2 separate regions of the Mus musculus genome follow, and region 1 is linked to region 2. A link is a contact called in ENCODE Hi-C or POLR2A ChIA-PET data. All regions are on one chromosome and are shown on one strand. The core of a region is the stretch at or near the end of the contact, and the rest is flanking DNA. Distances in the headings are between cores, read along the strand shown. Region 1 holds the start of Wnk2 (WNK lysine deficient protein kinase 2). Region 2 holds the start of Barx1 (BarH-like homeobox 1).

The links. A loop is a pair of places that touch in the nucleus more often than their neighbours do. ChIA-PET counts read pairs that join two places held with the same protein, here RNA polymerase II (POLR2A).
Region 1: a loop to region 2 is called in a map of mouse embryonic stem cell, with 2.6 times the contacts of the local background. The contact joins the promoter of Wnk2 here to the promoter of Barx1 in region 2. A Hi-C loop is called at or near these places in 2 of 37 maps with a recorded cell type or tissue (adrenal gland and mouse embryonic stem cell). POLR2A ChIA-PET finds 5 or more read pairs at or near these places in 1 of 5 experiments (embryonic stem cell).

The regions. Positions count from the first base shown.
Region 1 is chr13:49,145,708-49,150,536 of GRCm38, forward strand. Wnk2 (WNK lysine deficient protein kinase 2) reads right to left here and starts at 2,621. Exons shown (of 30, transcript NM_001290313.1): 1 at 2,055-2,621; 2 at 845-1,527. The coding sequence starts at 1,525.
Region 2 is chr13:48,660,148-48,664,523 of GRCm38, forward strand. It overlaps Barx1 (BarH-like homeobox 1), which reads left to right and starts at 2,889. Exons shown (of 4, transcript NM_007526.4): 1 at 2,889-3,192. The coding sequence starts at 2,970. It overlaps Gm36606 (a long non-coding RNA gene), which reads right to left and starts at 2,645. Exons shown (of 4, transcript XR_382336.3): 1 at 2,392-2,645.

The sequences.
Region 1 (4,829 bases), core at 1,371-3,870, 490 kb after region 2:
TCTTCCAAGGCTGGCCCCAGGACGGCTAGGGTTGCGGTTTATATAATCTTCAGGGCCAGGGCTGACACAGCTAACGTGAGGGCAAGGTTATGAAAAATACATGCTGAGCCTCTGCTTCCAGAAAAGAAAGGAAAGAAAAAAAAAGAGAGAGATACAAGAGAAAGGTGGAAGGAAGAAAGGGGGTGGAGAAGAGGGAAAGAGAGAGAAAGAAAAAAGGCAGGCCTTTTTTTCCCCCATAATTTTCACTCACACAGCTAACGTGTGAACAAACCAGGCTCTTAGAACACCAGGAGGCTGCTGACAGGGCTTCTTGGCCTTGGCCAGCAGAACACCAAAGACCCACCAATCATCATTCCTGAATCTGAGGAAACCCTTGCAGGCATCTGCAGTTATCACACATACATCTTGCAGGGTACAGGAAAAATGCTAATTTGAGGACAGCTGGGAGCTTCCAAGCCACCTAGAAAAGGGCCTAAAGACAGCCTTCTCTCTCACTACCCTCCAGTCCCTACTGAGCCAGTACAAGTGGGTTCTGTGGACGGACAAGGAGCATGGGCTGACAGAACGAACCTCCACTGACCACTCCAGAGCCTATGTCACCATGGGCACAGCACATACCCAGCCTTGACCTCCAAGATGGCAAGCCTCAACCTGTGTGTGCACAGGTCCAGAAACAGCACCAACAGGCTAGCCATACACGAGGCACATATCCTGCAGGACACCCACACAGAGGGTGACACATACCAGCCACCATCCCCAGGGCTGCCTAAAGCCCTTCATATGAGCAAGGACACACCCAAGGACGCATTTGCGGACAGCCCACCTGCGGGGCAGCGGCGCTCACCTGCAGTTCACACCATGCTACCTCCACCCAGGTCTCCGTGTCCAGCCCCTTGTAGACCGTCTTGAAGGAGCCCCGGCCCAGCTCGATGTCGAACTTGAGGAAGCGGCCGTCCAAAGAGGTGGCCACGGCCTTGAGGTCGTCCTCATCGTCTTCCTCCTCTTCAGGTTCATCCTTGCGTGCGCGCCCGGGCTCCGGCTTTGCCTCGGTGGTTCCAGCGTCCTCCTGTGTTGGGGCCGGCGCCTCTTCCTGCCTCGGGCCGCCGTCGGGGACCTGCGCGGCTGCGGCTGAGGCGGTGGTGGGATCTGGGCTGGGCTCCTGCGTGCCCGCTCGCTCCGGGCCAGGGTCCGAGGGGACACTCGGGGAGCCGGGAGGCGCAGCGGGCGCGGCGGGCGCGGGCGCGGCGGGGCGGCCCCGGGCGCGCTCCGCGATGAGCCGGCGCGTCTTGCAGAGTAGAAGCACCCTGCGCTGCAGAGGCTGTGGGGGCTGCGCGCTCGGCGTCTCGGCCGCCTCCAGGCCCGGCGGCTCCTCCTGGTCCGACTCCACCACGCTGCGCCGCAGGAAGCGCTGGGGCCCGAGCCGCGCCGCCCTCGCCCGCGGCTCCGCCATGCCCGCCGACCCCGTGCCGCGCCCGGCTTCCATCAGCGCGCCGGGGGCGTCTCGGCGGCCGCCATCGCCGTCCATCTCTGCGGGCCAAGGACACACGGACCCTGCGTGAGCGCCAGCCCCGCCGCACCTGCCTGGGCCGCGGGATGAGACAGCGCCGCCTCTGGGCCCGCGCCCTGCCCAGCCCCACCGCAGAAGTGACCTGCCGGGCGGTCCTCTGCGGGCTCCGGGGAGAGGGCTGCAGACCGGACCCCGAGGCGAGGATTGCAAGGGGATGCCCTGCTTCACTCAGCTCCGAGCCGGGAACACGGCCTGTCTCTAGCTGTCCCAGGGACTCCAGGAGGGACGACCTGCTAGGTGTCCCTGAGGGCTCAAAGGAGCTACAGAAGGGCTCGGGAGGCTGGAGAAAGGGGTCAAGGCCAGTACTGGAGCGACCCCGCTAGGCTATCCCGCGAGCGGGTGGGGAAGGGACAGGGAGGCCGGGGTAAAGGGAAGCACCGGACAGGAGCAGGCTCCACAAAGGACGCGGGCCCGGGGCGCGCGGGGAGGGGGCTGCGGCGGCGCGGCGCGCACACAAAGGCGGCGAACGGGAGAGCTCGATACTCACAGGGCGAGCGGGCGCTGTCCATGCCCGCAGCCCGGGGACCCGGGCGAGCGAGGAGGGCGAGGCCGCGCTCCGGGGCCAGAGTCCTCTCTCGGGGCCGCGTCGCGCTGGGGCGGGGTCCTGGCTGCAGCGGGGGTCGCCAGGCCGTTCTGCTCCTACGATGCTGCTCCCTCGGGCCGGGCCGCTGCGGGGCCGCGCTCCCGCGTGCTCCTGCCGGCTCCGCGCGCCTCCGCTCCCGCACCGGCTCCGAACTAGCGCGCGGGGAGGGCGGGGCTTCCGTTCGTCCCACCCTCCCCAAGACCGGAGCGCGGGGCGGGGCCTGACACGCCCACCTGGCTGCGGCTGAGCGCCGCCACCTGCGGGATGCTCCCCATGGCCTCCACCTGCGGCAAGGGTTCCAGGCCGGCGCCTGGCCCTGAAGCTCTTTGGAAGTGGTCCGCTGAACTGTGGGGCCTTGAGGGGCTCTATTTTCCCCGGAGGTGGCAGGCCACAGACAACGTGACTTAGCCAGAGAGCCAAATCCTGGAACCTATGCCAAGACAAAACAGACAACCTCAGGATATCCTAGGTGCCCAAGTATGGTTGCAAAATTGGAGTGTCTTCTGGGCCTTTCTGTACTGCCAGGATATGGGAAAACCTCACTATCATCCACGGACGTTGGTACCAGTAAGCGCTGTGTCCCTCTTTTCCATTAAGCAAATCCAGATCTCAAAGACAGATGTCCTTTTGCCCTGATCAGTAGCGTGGTGGCCCAAGCCTATAATCCCAACACCGGTGGGGGAGGGCTGTGGGGGGCAGAGGATACTTGATCCAGGAGTTGGGTCACGTGGCAATAAAGGAACCAGGAACCGTCTCAAAAATAAATGAAAAAAAAAAATAGAAAGGATTTCTCTGTCCTAAATCTCAGAGGTCCCAAGATGGAAACTGGAAAAGGTTTCCAGAAACCCCTTGACTTACCATATTGATTGCCATCTTTCCCCACCCTCAACCCCCTCAGGAGCTTCTCTCTCCACCCCCTGAGCTACTCAATTACCCCAGACAAGCCCTTGCCCCGGGCATCTCTGAACCTGACTGCAAGGGTCACAGAAGACTGACCTGATTTCTGAGCCCATGCCAGGCACCTGCACCTGGGCTCACCAGTTGTGATGCACATCATTGGGGTCACTTCACCTGAAGAAAACAGCGCAAAGGAAGTTACCAGCATGTTCTGATCTCTTTGCTCATCCTGATGGTATGGCACCCTGTCAAAGATGCAAGTTACAAATGTGAACCGATGGCCAGCGGCTGCTGGCCTTAGAGCCTTTGACACCAGCAACTCATAAGACAGAAAAGCCAACAGAGGCAACACATCCTTCACGATTAAAGGGAAGCAAATGCAGACAGAGCTGTTACCCAGTGACAGGGTTTCCCTGGCCCTGCTAGGGGCTGTCAGTGGATGCTGATACCAGTCAAAAGTAACTTTAAAAGGCTGATGTTCAAGTCACTTCCTAGCTGAGTTGGGTGGTAGCACACTGTCTCCTTAAAGGGGGAATGCTGGGACTACTTACGTTATGAAAACTGAGAGCCATGAAGTTAGGACTCCAACATATACCCCAGAGACCCAGGGGTTAAATTGTGTACTTGTCACTGGACTGGGCATTTGCCAGATGCCTGTTAATTTATATTATCTCATTTCTCATCTACCTTGGGAGTCAGGCATGAACGTAAAGCCCACTCAACCAGAAGCAGAGCGCAGGTGCCAGCTCTGTGGGTCTGAGTGTCTCTGGAGATGGGGATCCAAGCTGCACCTCCCAAGCTGGGGCAGAATGTGGGTGAGGACCATTACAACTTCACTAAGGAGGCTAAAGACCCCACCCAGTATTGCCTCTCCTAACCTGAGCCTGTAGAATGTAATTTCTCTTGGACAGGGTTTATCCAGCAAAGGCCCTCTGGGTCCTGGCACGTATATGGAAGCTATAATAGGCAGGGCCTGTGTAAGAGAAATCATGACAGAAGAGTCTCAGCATGCTAGTCTGACTGTCTCCCAACAGGACACAGTGACAGCCTGTGGCATATACCTGCTGAGTGACTAGTGATGAAAGCAGCCAGTCACTTACAACACCTAATCGAAGTGTGGTGGTGCATACCTATAACCCTATCACTCAGGAGGCAGAGGCCAGCCTGGGCTACCCAGTGAGACCTCAGCCATACCTACAGCTATTGCCCACACACATTCACACATGTTTGTGAAGAATTATGACCCTACCCACAAAACTGGGCACAGTCCAGGCTGAGACAGATCTCGGAGAGCCTGTGTCTGACTGGGCACCATGTTCTTTGTAACTAACTCCCTGGGTGTGTTTTCCCACAGCCCCACTTGCATAACCTATGGTGAACTCGCTCCCTATGCCAGCCCTTGGAGTCCACAGCTATGAAACTACCGGATAAGGCCATTGATCTCTTTGCAAGGAATCTCAGACTAGTATCACTAACAGGCCCTTGGAATTCCAACAGATGGAAACAAGGACTCCTTGGTATAGAATTTAGCAGCCAGGGACCCACTCTGTACCCTTCTTCAGGTCCCCGGACATCTCTGAGTCTGTCACCCTGATCCTAAACACTTCCCACTGCATGGCTAGATTTCCTAAGGCTCGCAAGCCAAGGCTGTGGGAGGATACTCTGCAAAAGCAACAACCCAAGGGCCTAGATGCAGCATCCTCTTCTGATGCTCAAGAGAACTGTATCCAAGGTTAACCTCCACTTGGAGATGAGGATGCAGAGGGTGAATCCAGGCAGCAT
Region 2 (4,376 bases), core at 1,639-4,138:
GCTGCGCCTCTAGTGGGGACTTCCCTTCGTCCTGTGCCGTCCAAGTGGAAGGGGGAACCCCTTTCCTTGTGAACTAACCCCTTTCCAGCCAGCCAATGCAGAATTCCTAAACAAAGGATCCCTGAAGCCATTTCTTCGCAATTTTTTTTTCGCCTAAAAGGGGTTTATTCGCAGGTTTGCTTTAGGGTCCCTCTGGACTTTGAGAAGAATGTAGTTTGAAAAGGATGCGTCAGGGGCTCGAGCTTAAAGAGGGCATGGGGCATCGGGGCATAGCCTGGCTCTGAGCCTTTGGTGCCAGGCTAAGCTTTTAGTCCTTGGGGCTTCATTCCCAGCAGGCAGGAATCACTGCAGGCATTCGGCCTGGGCGGCTTGAAACAGTCCTGGCCAGCGTCCAAGGAGCTGGAGGGTGTGTGTGGGAGGGGGAGAGGCGCACCTGTGGAATGGAGTGGGGGTGGGGTCTCTTTCTAGAATTAAGACCTTCATGCCAGAAAAAAATGAGCCTCCTCTGTTCAGCTTGACCTTAAACTCCTTCCTGGCAATAAAAACAGAGCTGTTGACTGGATATCGACAATAGGAATGAGTGGTCTTGGTAGCTCAGACCCATTTCCAGGATCAACCTTGCGTTTTGGGGAAACCTGGCTGAAATTGGAAGGAAGGCGCATAGTGTTCAAATACAGGGTGGCTTCTGTCGGGATCAAAATCAGAGAAGATAGGATGGGAGCTGGCTGGGACTCCTCCCCAGTAGAACCCATTCCAAGCTATACTCCTTCCGATGCCCAAGAGGAAGTGGAGGGGCCTGATGTTGAGCCCTCCAGGGATGGACAGAGTGGAAGCAGTATAGGCAGAAAGGCCTTTGTTCTGGTATAGGTATGGTACCTAGAAAGCCGCTTCTACTCACTGGAATGCCTGAACCAGTCCTTGGATTGAGTTGTATTGAGAAAGGAGGTTGTTGGCCAAGATTCCTATGTCCTGAGTAGACACCGACTTTCCTTTCTGTTCAGTGGGAAGATGCCCATTGCCACTCTGTCTCTGATATGTGTGCGGGTGGTCTTAGTGGGTCCTGTATCACCCTTCTAAAGAGTTATTTTGGTTACCTGATTATCCCCTTTCAGGAGTCTAAAGCAACGGGAAGCCACTAAAGACTGCTTCCCTTCAGTCCTGATGGTGGTCTCCTGACTCAGAAAGTCGCTGCACATTTGGCTGAGCTGTAGCAATGAGCTTTGGGGGGGGGGGGTCTGCATCTCAGCAGAACATTTGGAAAGATGCCCTTTGTCCCCTTCCCAGGCTCAATGGTCAAAGGCTATTGGTCATTTCTTAGTGTCCCGGATGCTACAGTCCAGTAGGCTTCTGAGCCCTCCACCCCAACCCCGTCAGCAGGCAGAAGAAATTATTTCAACTTGGAGAGTTGGGATATAGTGTGATGAACTCAGTTTCCCAGCAGTGAGGGCTTAGGCTCTGTGGAGAGCATTCGTGGGAAGTAGGAGTGGCTTAAAACATGGAGTCCAGTCTAGGAAGGCTGGACAGGGTGGAGACAGAACCCAAGACTCCTGAGAGAGGCAGATAGGAAATACAGCAAGTCCTCTCCTAGCCTCCTGAGGACACCCTACCCTTCTTGCTACCCCTGAACAGCTGGCATGGGTCACCCTGGGTATAGAAAAGTCTCACCTTCCATCCCCACAAACTCCCTGGAGCCAAGAGTCAAGTCTTCCAGACTTGAGACAGCTCAGAAACTGTCAGTGCCAAGACTCAAAGAGGCACACTCAACAGAGGTTAATTTGGGGAGAGAAAAAGAGAATGATCTAACAGCCCCATCTTTAGTCCTGTGAGAGACTGGAGGCTCAGAGATGGAGCTAGGTCCCCAGACTCTCAGAGTATTCCATGATCCCCTGCCTCAAAGTTCATCCAGTGACAGTCTTTCCCCTTTTTATTCATCTGCCCTTATTCTATCCCTTGCTCTAAGTAAACATAACTCAGCCCACTAAGTCTGGTGGTTGCCAGAGAAAATGTGTCCAGGTAAGCTTAAATTAGAAATTTAGGTAAATCCTAGTTGGAGAATCTTTTTTTTTTTCTCCCAGGGTAGCTTCAGAGATTTGAGATCAAAATGGTAAACTGAGGTTGGGGTGGACAGGGAAGGGGGGGAAGTGGTGCACAGGCATGGTCACCACCCTGCGAGTTACACCCCGGTGTATTGCACTGGATCCCTACAGCATCTCGCAGACCTGGGAAAGCTGTTTAAGGCTACCCCTTTCCCAGCTTGGCTTTTGCCCCTCCTCCTCACCACCACTCCAGCCCCTCCCCATCCCACCCAGTCCGCTGGCCTTGCTGCTGTGCCCTCCCCGTGCCCTCCTGCACCTCTGGGGCTCTCTCCTCTCTACGTCTCGGCGCACTCACGTCTAAGAGGCGTCTTGGACACCTTCACATCACTGCCTAGGATCCTGCGTGGTCCTTGCTGTCTGTCTTCAGACTTTTTCACGCCTCTCATTCAAGATCCTCGGTTTGCCCATCTCCGCAGTGTCCTATCCTCAGGGCTGTCCTCTTGGGCGAGCTCTCCTCTTTTTCCCTTGGTCCCGGCCTGCGAGCCCCTATCCCGGGCTCTTTCCCTCCTTCCCTCCTCTCAACCTCCTTTCCTCCCTCCTGGGTCCCTCCCTCCGGCTGGGCCTAGTGGGTGGGGGGCGGCAGCGCGGGGCGGGGCGGGGCAGGGCGGGCGGGGCAAGGCAGTGACGCGGGGCTGGCCAGGCTAGAGGCGCGGCGGCGCGGGGCGGGGACGCAGTCCCGGGTCCGACTGGCCGAGCCCCGCGCGCCCCGCCCGCGCCCTGCGCCTCCGCCCGGCCAGCCGGCGGGGGAGGGGGCATGAGCCGGCGCCCGCGCGCCGCCGCGAGCTGCGGGCCGGCCTAGAGCCCCGCGCGGGCCCCGCGCCGGAGCTTAGCCGCCGTCGCTTCCTAGCCGCGGGCGCATCCCCGGGAGCCGCGATGCAGCGGCCAGGGGAGCCGGGAGCCGCGCGCTTCGGTCCGCCCGAGGGCTGTGCGGATCACCGACCGCATCGCTACCGCAGCTTCATGATCGAAGAGATCCTCACTGAGCCTCCGGGGCCCAAGGGCGCAGCGCCCGCGGCCGCCGCTGCCGCCGCGGGCGAGCTGCTCAAGTTCGGCGTACAGGCGCTGCTGGCCGCCCGGCCCTTCCACAGCCACCTGGGTACGTGCAGCGGCCGCCGCGCAGAGGACTGGGCTTGGCGGGCGGGTGGGAGTCGGAGACCTGGGGTTGTCCGTAATTCATCCTCTTTCTCCCCTGTTTCTGGAGCGACCTGGGATGCAGCTCAGCGCAGGCCCGAGGCACCTACCTCTCTTCGCGCACTCCAACGGGAAAGTGGAGGGTGCGAGCAATGAGCTAGGCAGAAACCAGGCCTTGTGTCCTCGCGTCAGACCAGAAGAGAGTTTGTCTTCTGCTTCAGGGCGGCTTCGAGTTTTTTCGAATCGGGTGATAGGCGAGGCCAGGAGCCAGAGACCGCATCCCTATGGTTGCTACAAAATCAATCTACCGAGCACTCTGGATCAAAATGACTTCAAACCAGGGGAAGCCTGAGTTTCGCGGTAGGGTTGGCTGGGCATAACAGTAGCTGCCCAGACTGGGAAAGCTCTGGAGAAGAGGGTCGTGTCGCATAGTGTTGGATGCCCAAGCCATCCAGGAGCCTTTCAGAACCCCGTGCTTTCCAGTCAGCAACCGACCGAGGCCTGTGCTGCGGCCAGGGTCTCCGTAGGCCTTGTTTGAGGGAAAGAGGCCTGGTTGTGATCCGCTGCCCAGTTGGTCCTTCCATCCCGAGATCTGCTGGGCTTTCGTGCGTCTTGAAGCACTTGCTCAGATCTTTTCTGTCTCCGTCTTGTCTCTTGGGAGATTGTGAGGCAGTCTGCCCTGTACTGCATCTCGGCTTAGGGCTTAGTGACTCTCTTTGGTTGACCTCCTTCCTAGCCTTTTGGTAAAGTGGATCTGTCTCCCCTCTACCTCTCCCCCTCCGCAAGATTCTCTTCCCACTTCCTGCTATGTTTTCTATGCTCCCCTTACCCTGATGGTTCTCAGCCAGGCAGATCCATCCTTTCCAGTATCTCTTTTAGGAGAAGCCTACCAGGAAAGGAAGCGTCCAATATAGACTCCAGCTCAGCTAGCGGCCTCCGGAACCGGCCCCAGATTCTGTCCAGTCTTGGTAGCAGCCAGTCCAGTTTGCCTCTTTGATGTTCATCTGGTTCACAGCCTCTCTGCTGCCGTTCACTATAAAAGGACTCTGTTGTTGGCAATTCGTTTGAAGCGGGCAAACAGCCGATTTAGGGCTAAAGAACATGGAGAGGTCTTCATGCTTCTTGGGGGGAGGGGGTCTGAACAGAGGA